Regions from separate parts of the Mus musculus genome. Here region 1 is linked to region 2. A link is a loop called in an ENCODE intact Hi-C map of the cell type or tissue named here. Cell type or tissue: left cerebral cortex. All regions are shown on one strand. Links, peaks and the distances in the headings refer to the core of each region. The heading gives the core; the rest is flanking DNA. Region 1 overlaps Ralgapa1 (Ral GTPase activating protein, alpha subunit 1). Region 2 holds the start of Ppp2r3c (protein phosphatase 2, regulatory subunit B'', gamma).

Evidence for each region. A loop is a pair of places that touch in the nucleus more often than their neighbours do. Peaks named below come from ENCODE experiments on the same cell type or tissue, not always from the same donor. Only the 100,000 strongest peaks of a DNase experiment are listed, where the experiment ranks them.
Region 1: it touches region 2 in a loop (2.2-fold over the local background); 5 of 42 quality-filtered maps call a loop at or near these places.

The regions. Positions count from the first base shown.
Region 1 is chr12:55,715,010-55,726,741 of GRCm38, forward strand. Ralgapa1 (Ral GTPase activating protein, alpha subunit 1) reads right to left here. Exons shown (of 42, transcript NM_001368814.1): 18 at 6,397-7,932; 19 at 4,575-4,699; 20 at 3,084-3,300; 21 at 1,953-2,129. Among named protein-coding and RNA genes, the nearest start is that of Ralgapa1, 100 kb to the right of the region's middle. In left cerebral cortex, for the core only: CTCF peaks have their summits at 5,511 (motif pointing left) and 8,552 (motif pointing right); a DNase peak (open chromatin) is centred at 5,500.
Region 2 is chr12:55,301,564-55,313,295 of GRCm38, forward strand. It overlaps Ppp2r3c (protein phosphatase 2, regulatory subunit B'', gamma), which reads right to left and starts at 1,437. Exons shown (of 14, transcript NM_021529.4): 1 at 1,352-1,437; 2 at 1,031-1,232. The coding sequence starts at 1,088. Prorp (protein only RNase P catalytic subunit) reads left to right here and starts at 1,074. Exons shown (of 7, transcript NM_025373.1): 1 at 1,074-3,321; 2 at 4,776-4,823; 3 at 7,174-7,306. The coding sequence starts at 2,345. In left cerebral cortex, for the core only: a CTCF peak has its summit at 5,007 (motif pointing left); a DNase peak (open chromatin) is centred at 1,654; H3K4me3 peaks cover 978 bases; H3K27ac peaks cover 586 bases.

The DNA of each region.
Region 1 (11,732 bases), core at 2,006-10,005, 410 kb after region 2:
TCCGCCACCATGTATATTTCTGGGTTCCAACCCAGGCTGCCAGGCCTGCATTTGTTCCCAATAAGTCATCCTAACCATCACTTAATTTCCTCTTAAGATCTCAGATTTTAAAATCACTTCATAGAGAGATGCATGACCACAGAGTATGGCCTTTAATTGTATTAACGTGATTCAATAATGGTTGGCTTAAAGTTTTTCCCTGTTAAAAGAACCTTTTAATGTAAAAAACAAACAAACAACAACAACCCCCACCCCCACCCCCCCCAAAAAAACCAACCTTTTTATACTGACAGCCACATTCCAAACATGCATAAAGCTTATATCTACTGTATGGAGTAAGCTTATATAGTTCAATACTTCTCACTAGGTTTTTTAGAGGTATCTCAAAACTTCCATATTAAACAAAAGGAAAGATTTTAGGCCAACTAACATCTCTCTGATAAAACAGTTAACAGTGTGATAATGCAAGCAAATTTGAGAATTAGAAAATATTATATTCAACAGTTTTGTTTATTGGGCATATGGAGCTATACTCTCTGATGAATTTTATATTTGGGAACAAAAACATAGCTGTTTTTAACTACTCCTGTACTGCTGATAGTGTTGGTGATTAAAATGAGTATTCCTAATAAAACCTCCCAATAGAGTAACAGGATCAGTCATTCAATGCAGGACATATAGGTTGTATACTTAGAAGTTAAGTCACCATAAAAAAGATGGCATAAATAAACATGAAACCTATCTCTCTATATAAAAGTTTTAATTTTAGATTTTTACTGGCTTGGAACTATTATTCATCCAGTCATTTAAGGCACTTGTTTACTTCTGCGTGTATTCCATGTGTGTGCAGGTACACTCATCACCATGGGAGCGTGGAAGGCCAAACTGTTGATATGAGGGTGTCTTTTTCTGCTGTCCAGCTTTTAACTTGAGATCGCAACTCTCGCTCAACTTGGAGCTTCCTGTTTTGGATAGCAAGCTGGATCCCTTGTCTCAGTACTGCTGCAGTTGGGATTGAAAGAATAGACTGCCAAGTCTGGCTTTTACTAGGGTTCTGTTATCTAAACTCAGATCCAACTCAACTAAGACTTTAGCAATGGAATTATCTCCCTAAGTCTTGGAACTTTATTTTTGATAAATACAGAAACATTAAAAAAAAAAAAAGTACGGTGACATTTTCTTTCACGTTGGGATAACCTTTGAAAAACATAGTAGCTTTCCTAATGTTTTGAATGAACTAGAATTAGAATCCAGTTTTCACAGGGGCAATGGCTCCCTTTTACAAGAGATTATGATGCTTAGAATCATTGGCTATGCCTCATGACTGCTAACTAGAATGGCTAACCACTGAGTGAGCTTCATCAGAGTGCAGCTGGAACTGGTAGGCTAAGTTTACTACACACACAGTACAACCCCCAGCTCATTTTAATTTCTACACTACCCCTGCAATACACGATTCTGCGTTTAATGTGACTCAGTTCCAGGACTCCACTTGCTATATTAAAGTTGGGTTTGGTCACATTTAAAAAAAATAAAAAAATATCTGAAAAGGATAATTTTCTGTTTAACTACAAAATTCTAGTATATTAACAAATATGTCTTATTGGCAGAGTGCTTTATATTTCCTGTAATAAATGTAAAACAGCTACCTTAACTATGAATGACAATGGAAAAAATAGAGTGATGTAATTTTTTTCTTCTTTTAGATTATCTATTTAATAACTGCTTCTCATCTATGGCATATGCTTAGGGTGCATCAATGCTTACCTCTGTGTACTTCACACTGTCAAGAAACTAACTTGTTTTGTTTTGTCCACTGTTGATATAAAAACAAAAACAACAATACAAAAAACCACCGAAACAGCCGTAGGCCATACAGGCTGTGGAAACGTCACAGATGCTTTGGAAGTCTAGAAGCCAAGCTTAAGAACTATTCCCTTGAGTTACTTTACCAGTAACGGTTGCAACTTCTGCAGAGAAGGCTTGCTGATTAAGGCTGCTTGTTTCTGAATCTAAATGAAGCGTAGTTAGGCTGGCCACTTCCTGCTCCTCAGTGCTTTGATGATGGCCAGAACCTAAATCCACATCAGCAGAAGATGGGATCCCAATGTCAGTCCCGAAGCCAAAGTCTGTAGGAAGAAGAAATGCTAGTTCTACAACAACTCTAATCACACGTTCATTCTCCCTAAGCTACTCTCTGCATTACATTCTCGCAAGTGCAAGAAGCAGTAAAACGTTGAAGACTTCAACTACAAACATTTCTAAGATTGTCACAGCTTATTATTAACAATAATTATTTTAAAATGGCAATGATATTCCATCACCACTACAGTTACTACTTTTAAAGTATTTTATAAATCTCTGTCTCTCTTCTCATACACATGCACATACATTTTCTTCTTCTCTTCCTCCTCCTCTATTTCCTCTTCTTCCACCTTCCCACCTTTTCCTCCTCCTCCTTTTCTCTTAAAATCTTATCTGTCTGAGCTTTGGGTTAGTATACCACTACCCCATAAATGAAGTAAAAATACAATGATCCATGAAGACCAATGCCCTTGCTCTTCACAAACTTGATTTCCAAATTTCTGTTTCTAGTTTATTCTCTGAATATTAAAAGTAGAGAGAACTTCAGCAGCATAATGATATAGTGACATACGGTACAAAGAATAATTGCTGATAATTGAACATGGAGGAACGGTCAAGGAACAGTCTGGGTAGACAATGGATGTCAAATCCAAGTCCATTAAGTAACAGCATCACATACTCATGCTGGCTGGCCCTTTACTCTAATATTAAGACCATTCTAAATCATTTTTATTTTCATACTTTTTTGTCTTAAAAATGTAATTTATCTTATGATGGACAGTAGTTCTGGTTCCTTTAAATGCCCTGTGTTTAGCAAAATAAAATGGTCTTAACCTGAGATGATTCCCTAAAACTTTCATCAGTGTTTTACCAAAAAGTGAAACTAAAATATACAGTAACAACTACCTAACAAAGGAGAACTAAGCGAAAGCTACGCAATCCACAAGTCAGGAAGCAGTCAAGAGAAAACATATACTCAAACAGTAAGAGATACTTGCTGTCAAATTTTCGTCCCTCACACTGGAAGGCACTGAAGGAATCCGAGTGACTATCTGAGCTCATGAGATCACTGCTCCCTGCACTGGCTGGAGACGTCCATTCGGAGGGTACACCAGGGTCATCAACAGGCCGCATCTGGTTCTGCTTGTTTAGAATATCAGGGAGGTCTTTCGGGATTTCAAGGCTGCCTGGACTACTCCCCCTTCTTGTCATAGTCTAAAACAAGAAACATTTTACATTTAAAATATTTTTAAATTAAGCACCTGAAAGCTTTAGTTTTCAAGATAATCCTCAGAGTAAATTCTGATAGTTAGGACCACAGTTGGAAAGGAAAAAACATGCTTACTGAAGTATCTAAATAGCATGTAATGACACGGCTCTGACACCTAAGCTATTGAAGTTCTATTTAAAGTAAAAACCCACATATCAGGTGAGGCAGTGCTGGGTCTAAAGCTCGTGATCAGAAGAAAAATAGAGTTTACAATGGAACAATGAAGCAAACAGATGAGAAAATAAATACAAAGACAGCAAAGATGTCATTTTATGATTTTAAAATAATTGTTCCTCAAAGAAAAGGAAATAAAAGGAAAAGTAATAGATAGTGATAGACAAGTTAAAACCCAAATGGGGAATGACAGCCTCTAAACAGCAATTCTGCACCTAAGGACTAGAGGCTCATTAGCTTCTTTTTTCATCTGGTATTTACTATTTAAGGTAAAAGGCACAGTTTAACACTGATTCCAGAGTTATCTGAATTGTTTAAGCTTTCAAACTATGGGAGTTGGGCCAAGTGCCTTCCAATGTTCTTTCCTACTGACATTTAGCAAGTGGTACCAACCTAGGAAAGAGAGTAAGGGAACTACACTGGGAAGGTGATGGCTTACAGCTTTTAATAGATATTACAGTATCTCTTCAGTTAAAGCTACAAGTCTCAATGTTTTATACCTTTTAATAAAAAAAAAAAGTTTTAAAATTTTTACACACACACACGCACTGGAGATTTGACCTAAGGACTTGTAGACAGGCAAGTGCTCTATCACTGAAATATAGTCAACTTGCTTTCTACTTTTTATAAGACTGGGTCACACTAAGTTATACAGGTTGGCTTGAAATTACATTGCACCTCAGGCAAGGCCTTGAACTAGCTATCCTCCTGCCTTAGCCTCCTGAGCAGCTAGGTAGAAGTGTGTACCACTAAGTCCAGCTTTGAAATGTTTTAAGAGCTAACAATAGTTAGGGGAAGGTGCTGATTGTGAAGGCTGATGGACAGGTAAAGGCAGAGAACTCACTTCCTTAATGTGACCTCTACATGCATGCAGTGGCACACATGCACCTTCACATACACACATACCAAATAAGCAATGTTAAAATGTTTTAAGAACTTTACAAGTCAGAGTTAAGTTTCAGGAAAAAATGAAGATTGGAATAAAAACCTCCACATATACATCATACTCATCCTTTAGTTTTCTACTTTTTAAGTTTGAGCTCACCGAGGCATTGCCACTTCGAAGTCGCTCTGCGATAAACTCATCCATCAGGTCAGGAACATTGGCGCTGTTGCCACCAGTCTCACTATTAAGAGGAGGCAGTTTGGGGCTCGTGTCCTCTTTATTTACTAGAAGCAAAAAAGAACTACATATAGTGGGCAACAACTTAATTGTATTTTCTAAATTTGAAACAAAAGTAATCCAAAATAAAGTACCTCTGCCATATCAAGTATTTGCCAAACATGCACTAATGAATAATTTCCCTCCTTTCAGATTTAATTTTTAAGAATTAGTAAATTGTATTTACTTTATTTAACTAAGCAGATGTTAGTCAATCTTCAGTATGACCTTAAACAGCAAGAAAGCTAGAGGTAAGCACTAGTTGAAGTCAGGTTAATATTGCCTATAAAGAAACTGGTATATTTTTCTTCCTATTCTATGCTGCTTTAGAGTCTTAAGAATTAACAAGCTCCCTCTTTCCCCAGAGAATAATTGTGAGGAATATATCCTTTCAATTCATGCAAATCTCAGTACGACATAAACATACTTCAGTATGGATGTAAATAAAAATCTCATGATTTGACATAATTTTTTTTTTCTTTTTTTAGAGTTAGTCTAAAATCTAACGTCAATGCTTGGAGAAAAAAAGGTTCAATTTTCACGAGAATTAAGAACAAATAAAACCAAAATAGTTGTTTGATTTGTCTAACATTCCCACTGAAATGTAATTTTATAGTAACAAGATTGCTTTCACTTGGTAAACTACCTTGTGGACCATACATTTATGTCACCATTATACTGCTGAAAAAAATTGTTTCTCTGTAGAATAAAACTAGCGCTGTTTCTCTTTCTACTGGATCACCAAGTATTTCAGACTGTTAAATACCATTATCTTTATATCACTGGCCAGGCTTTGCTAAGCTGTAATATACTGCCCTCAAGTGGCATTAATGGCTCAATGCAAGATGCATTATACAGCATTGTTAATCATGCTAACAAAACCATGTTAAAACAAATGAAATCAAAACCTACCTTACTGCTGAAAGTTCTGTTTCTGTATCAATAAAGTTGTTTCCATTTTGGAACAAGATAAAATGGTTACTACAATCTTGCTTCCTTTTGCTAACATGTACATTTAGGTTTCATACTGAAATAATCAGTAAATCATGAAACCTTAATGCACATTTAAGATCTCACAATAAAAATTTAAATCTCTAGATTCAAAACTAAAAGCCTACAGCTTTTTTTCAGAAATGCCTTAAATGGAAAGTGGCTAAATCATCTTTGCAATTAAATAAAGAATTTCCTCTTCAATTATAGTTAAGTATAATGTTGGTGCTGGTTGTAGGAGTCTGATTTCTGTTAATATTTGATGTCAAAGTAACTGTCTACCAAGGAAACCAACAAAGTTATCAGTAAGAATTTGCAAATTCAATTAGATAAAGATGATGCCCTTATAGACATAAAGTAGTGGGGGCAAGAAAAAGTACGGCCAACTCCTTAGTGAACTTCAAGACTGGTGGTACATACTCAGAAAAATACCTGACCTTTGAAAGGTCATTACATTTTCCCCTCTTAACTTCCCCTTTCTATTTTATTGTTCAGCAGCAAAGAGGTTTAACTAAATGCCTCAAAAGGAAAATTAGTAATTTAAATAAATATGTATGCTGGGGAAATAGAGCTGGGGAAAGGCGCATGCAGAACCAAACGGAGAGAAAGCAGTGACCATCCCAAAGCTTTTCCATTGCTTATAGCTTGCTTCAGCTGCATTAAGCCAAACTGGTGCTGTCTTTCTCCTTTTGCGCTCTGCACAGTTAGTGCTCACCTGCAGCTTTCCTTCCAAAATAGCCCATTACATGACTGTACAGATCCCTCAGTGGAGCCTCGGGTGGCATTCTGTTCTGCCTCTGTGGGGAAACATTTGCCTTCGGCTTCGAAAGAGCATGGACAACAGTTTTATAAACGCCACCCAGGGAGCCCTGCTGTGGTCCTGTCTCCTGACTCGATGACCTGAGAGTACTGCGACTACCTGCCTGGTTACTTGCCATTCCTTCTTTCTGTGATGTGGCTGTGGGGATCTCTGTGGATTCCCTCACTGCTCTGCTAACTGATGCTGCACCGATTGTATCTAGAGGTCTGTACACACCAGGCTTTACAAGGTCTGTACCACTAGTTGAGCTGGTCTGTGTGTTGCTGGTGGTGCTACTGCTATTACTGCTAAAGCCACTGAGCTTCCGTAGTCTCATCTTCCATGGAGCCTCTTTGTTTTCCAGAGGATTATAAAATTGGACAGACTCGGTAGATGGTCTAAAAGTAACATGAACACTATTTCGTTTCTTAGCGGCAATTTTCATGATTTTGGCCCTATGAGTTACTGTTTCAGACAAGCTCCTCTTAGTTGGAGAAAGCTTGCTAGTGTTTGAAACATGAGGCATTCTGCGGCTTACCGGTGTTTTTAATGCAGTTTTCTTGGCATGCATTAAGTATGGCGTGATTTTTTCATTAACCTGTACACTCTTAAGCTTTTCAGCTACTGTCATATCTACACAGGCATCTACTTCTGTGGCTGTTTGTCTACACAGATGTTTCTTTTTTTCTTTATCACATAGGCTATCTGAGCTAGGATCCGATGAGTGTTCATCAAGACTTAGTTGCTTAGCCTTTTCAGCAGTTTGTGATCTTGGATAGCTATCTGAATGGTTAGGTGCAAGAGTACTTGTGAAGACAGCTGAGCTTGGTTCTTTTTGAAATGGTGTATTTTCAGAAGTCCCAACAAAAGACATGAGATTTTCTGGTTTTACTTCCTGACCTGTGTACTCTACTTTATGGAAAGATGGTATTTCCTCTCTAGTTACGTCAATAAGCACTTCCTGGGAAGCTGTATCTTTCCCTAGCTCACTTTTACTACGACTTTCCTGGTTTTCCTTAAAGTATTCTTTCAGAGAAGAAAGAAGGTCATCGTCTCCTTCAAGGTCAATGTACTGGATTTGATCCAAAGCTGCATCTGCAAGTTCTACTGGACCTATCAAATGGCAAAGATGGTCATATATGCTATCACCAACTTCCAGAGAAGACTCTCTACTATGAGTATCAGTGAGGTGGCTCTCAGTGGATCTAGTTATTGACGAAGCCTCTGTGGAACTCTGCAAGCTTGGAGCATGACGGGATGAACTGTCAACGACAGGAACTGCACCTTTGGCTCGCTCAACAGTGAATGGTTCCAAGATGTCAGAAGTGCTGCTACTTCGAGGCAGTGGCTGTTCCTCATGCAAAGCACCAAAAACTTCATTTCCAGTGTCTTCACTCTGTGAAAAATGTCTGACTCTGGTTGAGCGGGGAAGGATTTGAGCATCATCAATATCTGTAAGAAAACAAAAAATTATACAGAGTGGAAACTATATAAATACAAGAAACTGTTTCACCCACAGCCTAAGCATATGCTTTCCAATAAAAAATTCAGGAAGTTTTTGCAAGTTCAATTAAAGAAAACCAACTAAAAAATATATAACTGACTTTAAAAAAAAAGATGGACCCAAGGCATGTGGTGTCAATGAATTAGAAAATGGCCAAAATACATTTAAGATGTTAACATGCATACAAACAGTGAGATGATGAAACATTTGGAAGTGCAGTTTAAGATAGAGCTGTGCCAATAAATCAAGCAATTCAAACTTGTTAGTTTTTCCTATTCAAATAGGTTATAAGCAGGGAAGAAAAATAGATCTTAACACAGAAAGCTGATCTAAGCATCTACTGAAGATATCTTAGAAAGTCTCCTCTACTAGGCAGGAACAAGACATAACCTTTTCTTCAACCATTACTATTGGGCCGATGACATATTAGAATGGAAATCTCCCCTCTCTTCCTTAGAATTATCATCAGGACACTACATTCTCTTCTGTTTTACTTTATTTACTATAATCTCATTGTTTTAAGATTTATTTATTTTATTTATATGAATACACTGTAGTTATCTTCAGACAAACCAGAAGAGGGCATCAGATCCCATTACAGGTAGTTGCTGGGAATTGACCTCAGGACCTATGGAAGATCTAACCGCTGAGCCACTTCTCCAGCCCTTTGCTAAAATATTAAATTTTATTTTTTATCATCAAGTATAATCAGTAAAATAAAGCAAAATCAGTATGCAATAAAATATTTTTGTTTTTGGCAAAAATATTTAAATCTTGTAAGTACATAGAGAAATCTTATGTATGTACAAAGGGCCCTTCTCATAAACAACCACTGTCCTGACTAGTTTTATGTCAACTTGACACAAGCTAGAGTCACTTGGGAAGAGGGAACCTTAAATGAGAAAATGCCCTCAGCAGACTGGCCAGTGGGCAAGCCTGGTGGTGAATTTTCCTGATTAATGTCTGATGTGGGAGAGCCCAGCCCATGCTGGCAGTGCCACTGCTGAGCAGGTGGTCCTGGATGCCGTAAGAAGGCAGGCTGAGCAAACCACAGGGGAACAAGCTACTAAGTGGCACTCCTCCACAGCCTCTGCAAAGTTCCTGTCTTTAGTTTATTGTCCTCATTTCCTTGGATGATGGGAACCGTAAAATGAAATTACCCATTTCTTCCATAAGCTGCCTTTCTTTGGTCATGGTGTTTTAACACAGCAATAGAAACCATAACTAGATTCTAGAAACTATGACTTCTTATATGTCTTTTTAAGAACTATAGATTCTGAAGTCAAAATAGATTTAGAGATTACCTAATTTAATTCTCTTACAGATGGGAAAGTTGAAACTCACAGGGACTAAGTTTATTTTTCAAGTTTCAGAAGAAGTTTACAAAGTGCTAAGTATGTAAGTCCTCAAAAATATTTATGAAACCATAAATCACAAAATAAATACTGCTTATATATGTGTATATATGTATATATATTATATGTACACATATGTATACACACATATAAATATATAGTTCTCAAAAGTGTAATTGTGGAAGTTAACACAATACTGATAAACTCATTATAAAGTCTATAGCAAGGAAAAATAACATATCTCCCAACAAAAATAAAAGTAGAAAGAATTTTATGAGATTATCATTGCTAAGTATTACACTTGTAATGCAAATGCCAGAAATAATAGGACTAAGCCTGGCATGGTGGCTGGCACAGAGACATAATCGTAGCACTTGGGAGGCAGAGGGATGAAGATCTGAATTTGAATCTAGCCTACACTACAAAAGTGAGACCCTGTCTCAAAAAACAAAAGCAACAGAATTATCACTGAAACATTATAACTAAACATTCAGATAGGAGTAAACCTACCATTTATCCAAGAACACAAAGTAATTTATATGTAAATCATCTACAAGGTGAAGGAAGCTTCCTTCTTTACAAAAGGTAAATTGTTATCCAATGCAACTCCAGAATTCATGACACAGCTAAAATGGTGGTCTTTCTGCTATCTAAAATAAACAAGAAAAAAAAATCCTAACCACTGAATCAACATTTCATGGAAGCCTAAAATTTTATTCAAGTCTTATTTTTCTGGATCTCCTTGGTAATGTTGAGCATTAAAGGATTGCAAATTATTTTCTGTATTAGAAGGTAAATTTTTCTGGATATTATGTTTCAAAGAAAGGTTACTGGAAGGTAAATTTGTGCACTGATGTATTACTGTTAGCTTGTAGCATATAAGGAAAAAACCCTTCCATAAAATTTAGGTTTCTTGAAGATTTGAATGCTGTTCATATAAGTATTGTGATTGCTTTTAAGAGCTTTCTCATACAGAATATACGTAACACAGTAGAAGGAAAGCGTCAGTTACATAAAATGCTGCTCACTGGGAGTGGCGGTGACTACAGGCTGAGGGGCAGGCAATGCTGCTCCTCTAAAGGACCCAGGCTAGGTAGCCCCACAGCAGCCCACAGGAGCTGTGTGTAGCTCTAGCTCCAGGAGATCTGATTCCTTCTTCAGGCTTCTCTGAACAAGCTTACAAACGAATGCACATAAGTAAACAAAAATTAAAAAACAAACAAAAAACCCTACTGTTTATTGGTAAAAATAATTCCTCAAGAACAGAAACTCTTAAATTAGAATATTAATATTCAACTTGATTTCTAAAAAGCTAAATCTCCAAATTCTCTTTTAATGAAATTTAATTATTTTCTTAGTCAAGCATAAATAGTAGCATTTTATGGCTCTTGAATTTCAAAATGACTGATGTTAATTTATACAGAAATCAATGTCATTATGAAACTCAAGTTTTTTCTTGATAATTACTAGATAGTTTCATAACATTTTGCCTATTTTGGCAACAATATCAATGTACCTTCATGGCAAGATGTTCTATGTAGATATAGTATACCTATTTTAGCAAAACCACTATATCTTATAAAACATGAGATGTTTCAGTGAGCAAAGTAGTGTTATATTATAGAATATGAAGACTGCTTTGCTTTTTCAAGACTCTAATAGTCACATATACATGTTTTATGTTTATGTGTGTTCAAGCTCGTGAATGCATGTTCAGATTTGTGTGTGTAGGTATGTTTACATGTTTGTTTAGATTTATATTAGACTACAGTGTTTTGTTTACAAGCAGGCTATATATGGGTTGCCTCTTTTATTTTTTCCTTTTCTGAAACAGGCTCTCACTTTTTAGCTCAGGCTGACTCACTACATTGCCCAAATGGTCTTCAGACTTGCAAGTTTGAGATGATCTTCCTGCCTAGGCTTCTAAATGTTGGGATTAGAGGCATAAGCTAATATGCCCACATCTACCAACTGCCCTTTTAAATTATCATCAAATTTTATTTTGAAATCATTAAGACAAATTAAATAAGAGATTTTGGAGGCCAAGACTTCGGCACATGCCTATAATGCCAGTATTCTCTAAGTAAAAGCAGGAAGATGAGGAGTCCAAAGTCATCCTCTCTTCTACAAGTGAGTGCAGGGCCAAGACCTGAAGACAGAATTCGGAATTATGCTATAACCACCATATTATAGGTGCAAAGAGCTAGCAAAGATGCATATTCTAGTACATACCTATGGCAGAAAAAAGGAAGTTTTTTCATTGCTAAAGAGGGACATACTTGTTTAATTAGAAAATCTTCATTCTTATTTGACAAAGTTTCAACAAAGAGGAGGGGAGAGAGACCATCTTTCTTCTGACAGAAAACAAAATTACAAATAATAAATTGCCTCTA
Region 2 (11,732 bases), core at 1,437-9,436:
GACAGGGTTTCTCTGTGTAGCCCTGGCTGTTCTGAAACTCCCTGTAGACCACACTGGTCTCCAACTCAGAGATCCACCTGCCTCTGCCTCTCAAGAGCTGGGGTTAAAGCCACGTGCCACCACTACCTGGTGACAATACATTCTAAAGGTGAAGGTTGGTTGTAAGGATATATACCTAAGACCTGAGTGAAATGGTAACTGGAAACAGTTGAGGCTCTCCTTTATAAACTGCCTCTACTTCCTCTTTAAGATATATATATTTGAAAAATATGCTCATCGATTTAAGGTGAACAGTGGAGGGCAGACTGGAGGTTTGGGAAGATGAGCGGAATTAAGTGTAGAAAAGCAAACGCTCTTCTTGCAGATGCCACCAAAACAGACACTTCACCTTAGAACTCACCATGGTTTGGGTGTTCTTCTTTGTTTGAGTCTAGCCTTTAATGGCTGAGCCATGCCTACAACCAGGTTCTGTTTTTCTTTAGCCAATCGCAGCTGCCTGGGTGCTGGTGTGGAGCTGGAAGGATTTTACCAGACTGGAAAGCAAGTGTGAAGGACCAAGGAACGAGCAATGTAAAACGGATTCATGAAATTTAAAATGGAGGGTTAAGTGAAAGAGAGTTAAAAGGTGGCAGGGACTCGGGAGGCAGGAACAAAAAGGGTCAATAAGTCAAGTCTAGCCTCGGCTAGATGATAAAACGCTATTTCTAGGGAAGGAAAAAAACCTATAAGGATGAATTATAGGTCTTGAAAAGATTGAAGGTTTGAACCAAGGTTCGTAAGTCTGGTTCGTAAGTCTAAGATCGTGGAAAACTGAGGTCACCGTTATGCTCTCATTCCTAGCAGGGCATTTACCAGGGAAGTTTGGGTCACCCCTTGGTAGATCTCCAAAGCACATTCCACTCTGACTCCTTTGTCAGAGAAGTTTAACAGACAAAAGTACAGCTCTCACTAGCTCCTCCACCCTATCCACCCTGTCCGCCACTTCTAGCCTGGGGCGGGCTATCTAGAGGGCGGTCCCTCTCAAACTCACTCTTTGGATCCGTGTTGGGCGACGCTAACCGCCGGCGAAGCACGTCTTTCCAGTCCATGGTTGACTCCCGCTCAGAGGACCCTACATTTGCAGTTTGTTAAGAGCTCCACCCACTGCCAGCCGCGACGTCAGACTTCGCCAAGACAGGTGGAAGTTAATTAGGACGCCTGGACGCCATCTTGGGCACGGGCGGAAGCCTTGGCTACAAAGGAAAAAAAGAAAAAAGGAAAGGAAAGATGCTGTAGCTATTCCGGATACGGCGATCACGCTAGCATGGACGAAAATCAGACATGAAGTAGATGAAAAAATTATCCTTCTTACGGAGGTGTCGCAGCTCACCAAGCCGGATTTCTAAAGGCCAGAAGAAGCCTGCGTGACTTCTTCGCTTGGGCATTTAGCGCGTGCGCGCCACAGGTTACGGGACTCCATTGCCATTTCCGAATTGAGAAAAGCATTTTCGTCACATTTTGTTCTTTCTCTGGAAACCTTAACCGTTCCTACGATGTAATAGACGCAGCGGTATCCAGCCCTCTCGGATACTAAAAGTTTCAAAATTATCCTGGTTTGTTTATCTTCTCAGTACTCAACAGAACCCTGGAATTCAAGCGCTCCAGGCCCCAGCACCACGTTCAGCGCGGTGCGTTGTGGGTATTGTAGTTTTCACCGCGTTTATGGTTCCTTTAAGCATGAGTGGCGTGGTGAGTTGTTTAATGAAGTGAACTTCGTTTGTCGACCCTCCGTACAGTTAAGTCTGAGCTCTTTCTGGACCTCACTTCCTTCCCTATGATGTTTATGCTGCATTTCCATGGCCCCTCTTCTCCGAAGAGTTTTGCGGCCCGGAGAGAGTTGTGAAGAGCAAGGGACCCTAGACTGGCTTTTCTTGCTACTGCTGGGGCTGCGATTGGTGGTTCCTGTTCGTTGTTATTTATTTCCCTGTTCTAGCTCCTTTGGTATCCCGCCCCTCTTCGGGACCATCATAATCCACACGAGTCAAACTGGGAGTCCATGTGCTTTTTCCTCAGATTCGAAAATTGGAAGGTAACAGGCACTTCAGGATTCCCGTTCCGCCTTCTGGTTTAGGGATTGCTACTGGTGTTGGACGTCTTTGGATCCTTATTTAATAAATAGAACACGTGTGCTTTCCTTACCATTACATCGCTCCAAACACATAGTCTTGATTTGTTTGTAACGGAGAAACAAAAAAAGTCTCACTTTCAAGAACTGCGCTTCCATATCCTCGGGCCCCCAATACCTTAATTTTACGTAGTGGAGTGAAACTGTTTTATTTTTAAGTTTCATTCAACTCACTGCAGCATGACCTTCTATTTGTCTGGTTTTCGGAGCATCCCGAAACTTTGGAAGAGCAACCCTTACTTTGAGCTAGGCCCTGCGACCTCTTCTACCCCCTTCTTTCTCTGTGCCATCGGGAACCAACAAAGATGGTTTTCTGTTAAACCTACTACCCCTCCAAATAGCAAAGCACTCAATCTACTGGATACCAAAGCTAGGACACACAGGAAAGGGAATGACAACAATGGGCAGGTTTCTTCTGATCCTCATTACTTCGCTGCTGGAGCAGCTAAGAAGAGGTCCCACATAGGTGCTAACCCTCAGAATCAAGGTCATGCCTTGCCCGTGAGAAGCTCTGTCCAACTTCCAACTAAACCTTTGAATTCCGCAGAGTGGGATAAACTTAAAGAAGATTTCAAAGGAAAGGCCAGTTTTGAAGACTTCATCATTTCACAGATGGCACGCAACTGTTGTTCAGTAGATGTGGCCAAGTCTCTCCTGGCTTGGGTAGCAGCAAAGAACAATGGCATCGTGGGCTATAATCTACTCGTCAAGTATTTATATCTCTGTGTCTTTCATAAGCAGACGTCAGAAGTTATTGATGTCTATGAAATCATGAAAGCCAAGTACAAGAGTTTAGAATCTGGGGGTTATACCCTTCTCATCCGGGGATTGATCCACTCAGACAGATGGAGAGAGTCCTTGTTGCTGTTAGAAGACATTAAAAAAGTCATGGTCCCTTCCAAAAAGAACTATGGTGACTGTATACAAGGAGCCCTCCTTCATCAAGATGTGAACACAGCTTGGAATTTGTATCAGGAATTGATAGGTCATAATCTCATCCCTCCGTTGGAAACTCTAAAAGCCTTCTTTGATTATGGCAAAGACATAAATGATGATCACTATTCAGACAAACTCCTGGACATACTTTTGTATCTAAGGAATAATCAGCTGTATCCTGGAGAGTCATTTGCACACAGTATAAAAACGTGGTTTGAAAGGTAATTTTGATTTTGTGTATGTGTTGTTTATTAGTTGCTGAGACTGACTTTATTCAGCTTATACCTTTTCCCATCTTGAGATAATCGTTATTTCTCCTTTAAAACACAATATTCTCCTAAGAAAGTAATAGGAATAATTTGTGTCACTCGCTACTTGTCACATAAAAGGAAATTATAGCGCACCTTCTGTTTTTATATAAACAGATCTCTTCCTTTTAGAACTATATTTTATTTTCTGAGGCATCTAACATGAATAACGGGCAACATTATAGCAAGTAAAGGTTCTGTGTCTCTGTGTGGGCATATGCACATAGCAACAATAGAGGTTGATTTTAGGTTTTTGTTTTTCGGGAGTTTTTTGTTTGTTTGTTTTGTTTTTTTGAGACAGGGTTTCTCTGTATAGCCCTGGCTGTCCTGGAACTCACTTTGTAGACCAGGCTAGCCTCTAACTCAGAAATCTGCCTGCCTCTGCCTCCAGAGTGCTGGGATTAAAGGTGTACGCCACCACACCCGGCTTTGTTTGTTTGTTTTTTGTTTTTAATCAAATTCCAACTTTTGAGACTTTTGAGACAAGAGGCTCTTACTGAGCCTGGAGCTCAGCATTTTGTCTAAACTCACAGGTAAGGAAGCTGCCTGTCTTCACACCCATATTGCTGGGGTTACAGGTTCAGGCTGCTCTGCCAGGCTTAGACATGGGTTCTGGGGATCTAACCTCAGAACTTGCTTATGCAGCAAGTACTTTACCGGATGATCATATCCTTCTTTTCAAAGGATAACTGAAATAATGTGCAGTAGGTAGGCTGTAGTTCCTGTGTTTCATCACTTACAGTGATTAGAATGGATGGGGCAGTTCCTGATACTCAAGCATTAGATGGAGAACCAGCCTTCCATTTCATTTTGCGCCTTGTCTTGTTTGTCTATTGCTTTGACTATTAACCACATAAATATCTACTGCTTCTCTCTCTCTCTCTTTCTCTCTCTCTTTCTCTCTCTCTCTCTCTCTCTCTCTCTCTCTCTCTCTCTCTCTCTCTCTGTGTGTGTGTGTGTGTGTATTTCCAAGAAGCCCTGCCTGTCCTGGACATGGTTTGTAGACCAGGCTGGCTTTAAACTCAGAGATTGGCCTGCCTCTGCCTCCTAAGTGCTAAGATTAAAGGCGTATGCCACCATTGCCTGGCTGCTTCAGTCTTTTAGTCTGTTTTCTTGACCCTTATTTTATTTCAGGTCATTTGCTAAATGTTCTTTCTTTTCTCTCTTTTTATCATATATCATGTTTACAGAACATGTTTGATTATCTTAACATACTTGTTGAAAGAATGTGAAAGCTATCATAGAAAGTATTCTGAACTTCTCCTATTCTTCCTTACAGAATGTCTGTACAGTGACCATCTGTCTTTAGGTTCAGCAGGAATTTTTAACTTGTGGATAATTTGGTTTTGTAATTTTTTTTTTGGTAGTATCCCTGGAAGACAATGGAAAGGACAGTTCACCACAATTCAGAAAAGGTAAAGACTTTTATTTGTTTCTAATATGTTTGATTCTGATATAGTAAGTTCTGTTGGCATTGACTTAAAAATAGGAAAGGCTGGAGAGATGATGCCGAGGTTAAAGCTGTTTTACTCTTCCATAGGATGTGGTTCAGTTCCTAGCGCTCATCTGGTGGCTCACAACTGCCTGCAGTTCTAGTTTTAGGGATCTTCTGCCCTCTTCTGGCCTCTGCCTGTACCTGCACTCACACGCATGTACCCATACACACTCACATAAACATATAATTAGAAAAATAAATCTTAAAGCCAGGTGCTGGTGGTGGTACAGGTGGCGCTGGTGATGGTGGTGCTGGTGCTGGTGCTGGTGGTATGGTATACCTCTTGAATCCCAACACTCAGAAGGCATCAGACAGATTATGAGTTTGAGGCCAGCCTTGTCTCAAACTGTCTCAAAGGAGAAACCTGTCTCAAAAATCAAAAACAACAACAAACTCTCCTCTACACCCCATCCCCCAAATAAAAACTTCAAAGGGGAGGGGAGCTTCCAGTAATTTAAAAAAAAAATGTTTAAGAACATCTTAAGGATAGGATAATCAAGAATTTATAATTAAATTTCCTGAGAGGTAAGCCATCACTGTTGTTGTTTTGAGAGTCTTGATTTATAGCCCAGGCTGTTTCAAACATACAAAAAGCCTTAACCTTTAAAGTGTTGGGATTACAGTCATGTAGGCAGAGACTTTGGGGTGCTCAGAACATTTTTCCTGGTTTGTGTTACAGCTTAATGGTGTTTGCCCTTAAACTGCAGACCAGTTGTGTTCTGAGAATTACTTTAAAAGTTTCATCTGGCGCCTGCCATCACCACAGTGGTGTGTGTGAGTTCATCTTGGCTGATGCTCTCAAGAGCTCTGACAGTGCTGGAAGGCTGGGGGGGGGGGGGTAAACACAGGTCCTCATCAGGCTGCTCTTGAGTTGTCAGATTCTAACTGTGACAGAGCTGGGAAAATTGTTGGGAACCTTACAGGCATGTGGCGTGATCGTTCTCAGATCTAAAACACAGAAAAATAGCAGACTATTCCACTCCCACCCCGTCAGTTTCCGCTCCCACCCCGTCAGTTTCCGCTCCCACCCCGTCAGTTTGTTCATTGTTTTAGCAACCTCGATTGGCATCATGAAGAAAGAAGACAAAGACGAAAGGAGAGAAAGCCCTAAGACTTTTTCTTTAAAAAACAAAAACAAAACGAAAAAAACTCCAGACTTTAGATTTTCACTTTATTCTGTGTGAAGGTCAGTGGACAGCTTTCAGGAAGTCGGTTCTGTCCTTCCACCATGTCCATCACTGGGATTGAAATAAGGCTGCCAGGCTCGACAGCTGTATTCATGATATGTTAATCCACTTTAACATATCCTCCAATGGTGCTCACGCCTCCTCTACACCCGCCCAATTGTTTTGGATTCATGAATGAAAGACACACACACACATACACACACACACAGCCTTATTTTTAATATGACGTAAGCAGCTCAATGCCAGCCAACACACTCTCTCCTATATTCTTCTGTTGTTACTTTCTAAAGTGTATACTTCATTTCTGCTGCCCCAGACCCGATGAGGATCGAGTGGGCCACTCGACCCCGATTCCTACCTAGTGTGTGCTGTCTCTCCTGCAGCTCTCAGGCTTGATCTTTCTGCTTCCCTGTCGTCGTGGCGATGCTCCAAACTCTTCTTCCCTCTACTCCCTTGCCCAGGAAACCTGAAGTCCCACCTTTGTCTCCCTGCTCAGCCATTGGCCGCTGGCAACTTTATTTCACCAATCAAAGCCGACTGGAGCTAGGGACCCTCAGCATCTTACAGGTGGACGTGTGGTTCCCATGTAATTTTGGGAGCAGAATTAACACAAAAAGCGTTAGAACCAATCCACAACAACTGTAGACACCTTTACCCACTGAGCCATTTTTGAAGCCCCTATGGTTCTCCCAAGAGTGTAAAGCATGCATATATATATATATATACATATACATTTACATATACATATACATATACATTTATATATATATAAATGTGTGTATATGTATATGTACATAAAATGCCTTTGTAGAAAAAAAATTTTTGTTTTTTATCTAGATGCCTAGAGATCCTCTCTCTTGAGTTTTCTGGCATACTGATAGATGATATCTTCAGGTTTATAAAAAAAATCAAATAAATGTGATTACAAAGGTTTTCATTTATATATATATATATATATATATATATATATATATGTATATGTATATATATAACGTTTCCATTTTCTTGTGCTTTGGAATTACTCATTTTAGGAAAAAAATTATTTTCTAAGACATTATTTAATAGAAAACATTGCAATTACAGTGGCCAGTGCTCAGGCTGTGGCAGAACTATAGAGCCTATTCATCTGAGTCCAGAAGAGTATGAGTTTCTGAAGGAAAAAATCATGAGGGATGTGATAGATGGCGGCGACCAGTATAAGAAGACGACACCTCAGGTGAGTCTGACTGACGGCTCCACTGTGCCCTTAGATTGCTTTTCTGGAGTGGACAAAAGCCAAAGGGCAAATATCTGGGGCTCTGCGAGCCATGCAAGTCTCTTGTAACGTTTTGGTTTCGTTATAGTTAAACTAGCAGTGGACGGTATATAGATGACTGATTGTGACCGTTCCATTAAAACTATTCAAGAGGACTGGGAAGATGGCTCAGTGGGTGAAGTGCTTTCTATGCCAGCTTGAGGACCAGAGTGTAGGTGCCTAACACTCAAGGTTCAGTGAGAGGGCCTGTCTCAAGATTTAAAGTGGAGAGTGAGGAAGGAAGACTCCACGAGCTTTCCTCTAGCCTCTACACGTGCTTACATGGGCACACACACTCTACACACACACACACACACCCTGCCCCTGCAGTAGGCTAGACAGTAGGCTAGATTTAGCCCAGGGTTATAATCGTGTCTTCCACAGGTTAATTTTAGAGTTTTGTAGAATAAACTAAAATATATTACAATCTATCGAAGCCAATCTGATTCTATCTAACTATAATTTCTGTGTCCAAATAGTTGGGTGTGGGTCACTGGGACTCGGGGAGACTGCACCTTTTTTTCTTAAGGCTTATTTATTTATTTATTTATTTAATGTATATGAGTACACTAGCTGTCTTCAGACACAGCAGATTCCATTACAGATGGTTGTGAGCCACCATGTGGTTGCTGGGAATTGAACTCAGGACCTCTGGAAGAGCAGTCGGTGCCCTTAACCACTAAGCCATCTCTCCAGCCCCATGCTTCACCCTGTTACAAGGCACGGCTGCTTGGGAGGTGAAACATGGGGGGCTTCACTGTGCTTATCCCGAGCCACCACAGCTAGGCGGTGCTGGGCTTCAGGTAAGCAGGCTGAGGACAACAGCTAACCCTGAGTGGGGGCGGGGGGAGGGGCCAGCTGAAGCTTAGCTCAGCGGTGATTGTCCTTAGCTTGGCTGCAGTTGTGGGCTGGAAGCACAGGGCGGCCTTCTGGGGGGGGCGGCTTAGGCTGGAGCATGGTAGTCAGTCGAAGACCCCCTCCATGCTGCCCTTAGCGAATCTTGATGAAAGAGACAGTGCATGGTTCTAAACTGTTTATTGTGGAAAATGGATGCATACCATTCTCAGGGTGGGCCTGGGATTAAATACCTTTTGCAGGGAGGAATTTCCGGGAAGGGAAGCTTATTGGCTAAATCCTCAGGGCCTCTAGGTACCTCATTACCATGGAGAACTCTGTTCTGGACCTGTGTGACCACAGGTCACATTTCCTTATGTGGGAAGTGTGGCCAGGGATTTGTCAGGGAGCAGGGAGGTGCCTACAGTCCCAGGTGTGAGTTTCCAGGGTCTCAACCTGTTCTACCCACCAAGCTTCCCGGCCTGGTTCACCATCCCACTGTTGGGTGCTTACTTTTTTCTCTGAGTACTATTTTCAGCAAATTCTACAGGGTTTCTCTGTGTAGCTCTGGCTGCCCTGGAACTCACTGTAGACCAGGCTGGCCTCGAACTCACAGAAACCTGCCTGCCTTTCCCCATTTCTGGTTAGTGAGTAACCTGTGAGGTAGCGTCCCGAGACCCTGCTGATAGCTCGTCACCTATTAATTAACCTTTTACCAAGTGTTCAGCATTGTGGAAAGGATGACATTGTTGACATTGCAGAGAGAGGCTTTTGTCCTTATTCCACATCTAGTAACTAACGCTATGTTGTATGAAATATTTTCCCTCTTCTTTTTTTTGTCACCAGTGCAAATGCATAAGGACTCTCATCCCCCCCACCCCTCTTTCTCTCTCTCTGTTAGGACCCATTGCTATCATTATGTTGATTTTCCCTGACTTGGCTAGTGGGAGCCCCTTCAAGCCAGTTCCTGTCTCTTCTGACCCCTGTCCATCCCTATCCTATCCCCCCCCAGGTGCTCCTACCCCAGCTGTGGAACTCCTCTCATTGGATTCTTTGGTTTAACACCACCAGTGGCTCCACAGTGCTAGCATTCATTTTGTTAAATACTTACTTATTCTAAACGAATAGAAGGAAGAGTTGTTCATTTTTTTGTGCTGATTTGAACTCAAATGAAATCTTCCCCTTGGATACTGTTAGCTCCAGATTCCAGGCAGTGCGGCAGATAGCAAAAGGATTTGATGTACTTAATCAGCCCAACTCACAGAGCAGCTGATTCTATTCATAGATGTTGGGGACAATTCTTTCCTTGGCTATTTATTGGTATCTTTCCCCCTTGCGTCCTAATTCTTGTAGTATAAGAGAATTACACTATTAAAAGGTAATAGCTACCATATTTAACAATTACTGTCAATGAAAAAAATGCAGCTCTCATCTTAAAGGGAATGTTGTAGTTTACTCTGGAATCAATTATGAGTGACCTTGGCTCGGAATGTAGATTCATGTGGGACAAAAAATGGGGTCCCATGTCTGCTGGGAGCTAGGGTCACTGGGATTCGGGGAGTCTGCACCACAGACCCCATGGAACTGCTGGACAGGCACTGGACTGTGAGTAGCCGTGGGATACCACTCCGGGGGTGAGGAAAGGGCACAGTCTAGGGTCCCCACGGAACTGCCGGAGTCTGGCTCCGACTCTCAGGTACCACAGACCACTGGGTACCACAGAAGAGCCAGTTCTGGGGTCCCTGGGCCACACGGAGGCCAGGAATGACAGGTTCTCGCTCTTGGACATCCCAGACGCATGGTATGTTTCAGAAGAGCTGAGCACAGAGTGCGGACCCTCTGGTGGACTCTGGCCTGGGGGCTGAAGGAAAAAAGGCAGGAAGGAGAGGTCTGACAGGTTACCGCAGGGAGGAGAGAGTCTGGCTAGCTCATGTGGCTAGCTTGGCAGAAGGCTTGAGTTGGTGGCAGCCTTGACTGGAGCACAGGGAGGCTTTCCGGCGGGAGGTTAGACGTGCGGCTTGTTAGAGGGAAACCTGTTCCATTGCTCCAGCACGGATCCGATGAAAAGAGATAGTCCATGGTTTTAAGGCATTTATTGTGGAAAGGCAAAGAGTAGAAAAGGTCACATGGAGAGAAGAGGGAAGGGAGGGGAAGACGGAGGGAGAGAGGCTAGAGTAAGAGCAAGAGAGTAAGAGGTAAGAGAGCCAGGAAGGGGCAAGCAGCTCCTTTTATAGTGGGCTGGGCTACCTTGCTGTTGCCAGGTAACTGTGGGGGTGGAGTCCAGATAGCCTATGTGACTGATGGCCACAGAATTGTGGAGCCTAGTGTCAGGGAGCATGGCAAACGGGCCTTCTGTCCCTTGCAGATTAATCTGCTGCGTCTCCAGGGTTTAAACCTAGCTCGACCAGAGAACGGGCTGCCTTTCACGGTCCCACAGACTCAGTTGCCCCGAATTCCATGTTCCAATGTGGTAACAGTTTCATTACACTTTTGTAGGAACAAAACAAAAAGTCCTAAGTCAAGATACTTAAAAAATTCTATGGTGGCAATATCACACAGGCAGGCTATGGTGAAGTGGGGAGATTTCTGTTCAAGGCCTCAGATGCCCTGATGACATTCTTAGCCTTTGGGCTGCTGGAAGCTAAGTGTTTGTTTCCAAAAGTATTTACCTAATGGTCACAAGGATGTTAGGTCACACACAGAAGTGGGTAATACATGGCTAATTAGAGGCTTAATATAACCCAAGATAATTTTACCCTGGACCTTCAACATTCTTACTTTCCATAATCATTGGAGATCCAATCAGTCAGTCGACCATTTAGAATGTTGGATGTCGGTACAGCTTTTTTTTTTTTTTCTTGGAACTTCATCATAACTCTCAGCCCCGTTATAGCCACAAACCCCAAAAAACCTCACAAGGATACTAGCATTTCGAAGTCAAGAAGCTCAGGATAAAAATAGCTGTGGTTTGGATACATGTATTGATTCGGGATTTGATTTCTGCAGGATAGGTAAGGCAGGAGTGGGTTTAAAGCACTTCTGTGGAATGAGTGAAACCAACTCGTTTTGAGCCCAAAGGGAGGAATTAAAGGTGATGGGTAAGCTGGGTGGATAGATGAGATAAAGAACTTGGTGCTTTTGTTCAGACTTCTAGTTTCTCTGAAGTGCAGGAAGCAAATGGCTCATTTAAAGGGAAGAAAAATGACGGTGGCCTTAGGGAACTTGAAGAGTTAACGTCCTGGAAGTTTGGGCTATTTGTGAAATGATGCATCAGAGTATGGCTCTGGTGCCCCAGCAGGGGCTGGAGGGCATGTAACTAACGGCATCGATCTGTCACAAAAAAGCCATTGTGGGGCTGGTGAGATGGCTCAGTGGGTAAGAGCACCCGACTGCTCTTCCGAAGGTCCAGAGTTCGAATCCCAGCAACCACATGGTGGCTCACAACCACCCATAACAAGATCTGACTCCCTCTTCTGGTGTGTCTGAAGATAGCTACAGTGTACTTACTATAATA